2 separate regions of the Mus musculus genome follow, and region 1 is linked to region 2. Evidence: chromatin loops called from intact Hi-C (ENCODE). Cell type or tissue: heart. All regions are shown on one strand.

What was found. A loop is a pair of places that touch in the nucleus more often than their neighbours do. Peaks named below come from ENCODE experiments on the same cell type or tissue, not always from the same donor. Only the 100,000 strongest peaks of a DNase experiment are listed, where the experiment ranks them.
Region 1: it touches region 2 in a loop (9-fold over the local background); 24 of 42 quality-filtered maps call a loop at or near these places.

The regions. Positions count from the first base shown.
Region 1 is chr1:45,312,630-45,315,129 of GRCm38, forward strand. The region is part of intron 1 of Col3a1 (collagen, type III, alpha 1); the gene reads left to right. Among named protein-coding and RNA genes, the nearest start is that of Col3a1, 2.3 kb to the left of the region's middle. In heart, a CTCF peak has its summit at 1,484 (motif pointing left); a DNase peak (open chromatin) is centred at 452; H3K4me3 peaks cover 2,080 bases; H3K27ac peaks cover 1,978 bases.
Region 2 is chr1:44,744,466-44,746,965 of GRCm38, forward strand. It overlaps Gulp1 (GULP, engulfment adaptor PTB domain containing 1), which reads left to right. Exons shown (of 11, transcript NM_028450.3): 4 at 9-80. It overlaps 4930521E06Rik (RIKEN cDNA 4930521E06 gene), which reads right to left and starts at 484. Exons shown (of 3, transcript NR_040602.1): 1 at 467-484. In heart, a CTCF peak has its summit at 1,411 (motif pointing right); no DNase peak of the experiment used is centred here.

The DNA.
Region 1 (2,500 bases), 570 kb after region 2:
GTCTCATTATTTACTTAAATACTTTTAAAAATGCATATGTTCCTTGTCATCATGAAAATTTGGGGTGCACACTTTTTTCAAAATAATTGTGTTGATGTAAATCTTATCTGTGGCTAAAAGAAGTTGCTAGCAGTTCTTTTCATACATAATCAAACACGTTGGTATTTAAACCTTTAGTTTTAGCAAATGCTTCATGAGCATTCGTTTTTCCACTGTGTGCAGTGTCTTCACTAGTTTCAGAAGTTATCTATGCAAGAGTAAGGGAAGGAGACACTTTATATTTCTGTATGTTCAGTCCACAGATACACAGAGAAGGAGCTCCCAGATTGCTTGTTTCTTAATTCTGTTCCCCTTAACCCACCCTTCCATCCCCCTCCATCTTTCCCCCCTCCTTATCTCTCCACCCCTTTTGGCTCCTTAGGAACTCCCCTCCCAATTTTCCTTCCTCACTCATCACCCCTCCCCCATCCTAGGCTTATCCACCTCCCTCCCCCCACCCCAGTCCTCACCCCTCCCTGTTCTCAGTGACTCACTCTCTGCTTCCCATCTTTATTTTCATCCTCTCTCCTCCCCAGCTCATCTTACATTTTCTTTTCTTTGGATAGTCAATTCCTTTTTAGCTTTCTTTTTTCACTTTCTCTTCACATCCTGCCCTCCTGGAAGATGAAACAACCCCAAGCCTTCCCTATTAATAGGAGACATGATCCAAAGAAATGTTAATTCCTTAGCAGCCCAAACTTTTATTCTGAAATCTAGATGAAGAATCATAGAATCTTAATTTTTTTTAAAGAAAGAAAGACAGACAGAAAGAAAGACAGACAGACAGACAGAAAGGAAGGAAGGAAGGAAGGAAGGAAGGAAGGAAGGAAGGAAGAAAGAAAGGAAGGAAGGAAGGAAGAAAGGAAGGAAGGAAGAAACCTATGTCTTTGGGACATTAATTAAAATATCAACATAGTATCTATAGTTTCTTAACAGTTAAAGTAATATGAGAAATACTATAGGAACAGTGGGTGTGTTTCTTCCCAATCTAACTCCAGTAAGAAGAGAAACATGTTTGGTTCTCACCATCTTAACATCATCCTAAGCTCATTTGCTTCCACCTTTGGGCTATGGTCTTTAAAACTCCAAGAAGGATAAAAAGGATTTAAGATCATATATTTCACATTCCTTGCAGGTTTTTAGTGAAAATCCTACTGAATGATTAACTTTGAGGAGATTTCAGTAAGTAGCAGACATTCAGCACACTGGGAACACTCAGAGAACTCTAAAGGGGTTATCTCCTATGTTCTCCAGAAATCCTAGAAGTCGTACAGAATTGCTAGACACTAACTTCTGGGAGTTTTCTGGAATATGAAACATGTCTCCACAAAGAATTCTTGTCTCTTTACAAATCTGTGCAAGTCTTACTTTATTCATGCCTTTTATTTCAGCTACGGAAAAAACGTGGTCTGTTTTATATTTCCTGTGGTTTTTAAGCATGCTGGATTTTTAAGTGCTAAACCATGCCACCTAGTGGCTAACAAAGACACCATTTCCATAACCATCGCCAACATGACTCTTGCACCACAGGATCCTCATATGTGTGTGTGTGTGTGTGTGTGTGTGTGTGTGTGTGTGTGTGTGTGTGTGTGTGTGTGTGCGTGCGTGCGCGCACGCGTGTCCGTGGGGGGGGGGGAGACAGAGAGAGAGAGAGAGAGAGTTTTAAAAACTAAACATTCCTTTTATAAGTAAAATAATTAGATAATGAAATGTTACCAGACATAAGAATACACAAACAAACTGGTAATATATTGTGAGACTTTTGGAAATGAATGTCAAAATAATAGACAGTTTCCAGCCAGGCATGGTGACACAGACCTTCATTCCCAGCTACTTGGGAGGCTGAGTGTAGATGAATACAAGTCCAAAGTCTTCCTGAGTTCAATGTGAGTGTCTGAATGAGAGTGAGACTCTTGTCTCAAAATGAAAAGTTTATAGAAGTCTGGAGATGCAGGTCAGTGGTAGAGAGCTTTTCCAGAGCATATGACGCCCTAGCCTCAATCTCCAATACTGTCAAAGAAAAGATAGAAACTTATCTAAATTCATTGCATCATTTTTTAAATGTATTTTTCCTACTCATTGGCTAATATCATCCTTGCTTAATATTTGCATTCTGCTGACTATAGGTCCATAAATAGATGTTAGTAATATTGCTTCCTTAGGACAGGGACAAAAAACTAAATGTCTTCTAAAGTTTAAGCTTCTACATTTTGCTATGTTGATAATATCACAAAAATTAACTGTGAACCATGAACTGATTTGTGATTTCAAAACTGTAAATGGACTGAGAGAATGAACTCTTGTTTCATATTTTTTAGTTTATTTCTCATTATGTTTAAAAAGGAAAATTATAGCTAAGATTAACATTTACATTTTCTCTTGTTTGTGTTGTCCGAATTACTAATCACATAGAACCAATGGAATAAAATGTATTACAAAGTCACGGTAGTAACCTTACTTC
Region 2 (2,500 bases):
ATGTTCAGTTTCTTGGCAGTACCGAAGTGGAGCAGCCAAAGGGAACAGAAGTTGTGAGAGATGCTGTCAGGAAGCTGAAGGTAAGAGCTCTTCAGAGAAACGGCTAGTGTAATGATCTTGTGTCATCAACAGATTGGCAGAAGCTAAAACATAGATATCTGTTTAAATTACTCCTTAAATTAAAAGATAACTTAAATTCTCTTTAAATTACAATTAAATAAATACCACCTGTTCAGGGAGACATTTTGAATTATAGACATATTCATGCAATTATTTTTCTGTACGTAATATATTTTTCTATAGTATAATTTCTTACAGTAACTAAAGACTTTTAAGGCAGAACTCAATCAATGTTTATAGTCAGTGATCTCCCTTTCTATGTCCTGGACAATATGTACTCCATGCTCTAAATCACAACTAGTAGGAACTTTATATAAATCTCTAACAATTAAGATATCATATCTACCAGTTGAAAACAGTTAGTGTTCATTCCAAAGCAGAATACTAAGGATACCCTAATGGGCCATGCCAATGAGCAGCTTTAGGGGAGCTTGTGTGACTAAGAAAGCAGAAGAAAATATTGAATAAACACCCCAAATATTCATGAGTAATTTATGGAGTAAAATGTATGCAACCCCCAAAACTCATGTTCTGCAAGTTTCCTGCGAAACCCTTTTGCCACAAGCATGCTTATGAAATAGCTCACTTCTCAACAGTCAGCCCCACCGAGATTTTACAGCTAGGGTATTTCCTTCAAGATAATGGGTATCCTCATGATGTCAGAGGTCTACAGACTTATATTCACAAAGTTAGCTTTTCTTCTGTGTGGCTACTCCCATAATTTACTGCATGAGGCACAATCTTATTCTAATTTTGATTTCCAGGTCATACATTTATTCCATGGGAATATTAGGTGTTTTACCTAATATTTATTCAAATTAGAAAGTGTCTTAAAAGAACAATTATATTGGCAACATTCCTTTATATCTTGGGAATTCTTCATTCCATATCTCATACCCGAAACGAACTTCAATGACTTTTAAAACTATGGCTATATGTATTATATGACATTTCTGTATAATTTCATACTTAGAACTGAAATAATATTGTGGAATATAATGGAAAGCAGTAAGAGTTTTAATGTACACCTAGTGGGCAGTAGGTTTTATTAAATGTATATCTCTCACAATATGCATTTAACAAATATTTTGGCTGAAAAATTTGTTTCTCAGGAAAGGATATGTATATATTAGGAGAGAATATTTTACTAGTGAACATGAGGAAGACAATGGTTTTTATGTAAATTTGTTTTAATATTTCTTTTATGTTGTATCTGTTATCAGAAGCTATGATACAATCAATATTTACACATATTTTAATTTTGCTGTCATATAGATGAGACCAGATGGTGGCGCTGTGGCTCCACTAGAAATAGAAAGTACCAATTGCTCATTACCTCATTTTGATTTTCTGCTTATTTTTCTCAAACCCATATTTCCTGACTCGTTTGTACATATATTATACTGTTATACTCAGATTTTTCTCATGTAATTAAAAATGCTATTTATATTTACTCCCCTTTCAAAGTCTTTCAAAGTTTGCATTTTAAATGTAATGGCTTTTTTGACTTTTGATAATAATTCAAAATATAAACATAATGCAGGGTGATGAAAATCGTAACAAATTTTCAACAATGCTATTTTCCTACCTCTGTACCTCATGGTATCTGCTTGAGTTTTAGCAAAATGCTTCTAAAGATTTGAATGCTGACTAGTCTGTGACTGTAGAGAATTCCAAGTTTGTAAACTTTAATGTAATGATTTGTGTAATAACTGAAATGTTCCCATATTCTGTTTGCTGAAACAAACAGAATTTTTTCCTGTTTACTTATGCTTAAGCTGACATTTAAGAAAATGATAGGTATCTAAAAGAACTTAGCACTGCTGTCATAATAAAGTTCGTTTTCAGAAGGGGTCTGGTTCAGTACATTCAGGGCAAATACCAGGACTCAATTTGTGTTTACCATTTGTTATGTTTCTGTATGAGTACACACTGAACATTGGGATCAATGTCTTATGGACCCAGTTTGAAAGGCCCTAGTGGGTGAAGCTCATTTTATACACACAAAGCAGCTTCAGTGTGATATATAGCCTTTAGAAGATACTGACAAGACATGTTAGTCAGCCGGGGTCTTCAGCGCTGTATTTCACTCTGTGTACCGTATTTCTGTTTTTCTTTTACTTTTTATTCAACTGACCAGTTATCTAGAACTTAGTTATATACAAAAACCATGATTATTAGCAATTATTTAGCAACTAAGTAGGAGAAACACAAAGTAGTGCCAAATAATTTGCAGATTATATGATAGGATACATAAGTGATCCTAAAATCCCACCAGAGAACTCTTACAGCTGATAAACACCAGCAAAGTATCCAGCAAAGTGGATGCATATGAGATTAATTAAAGAAGAAGAAGAAGAAGAAGAAGAAGAAGAAGAAG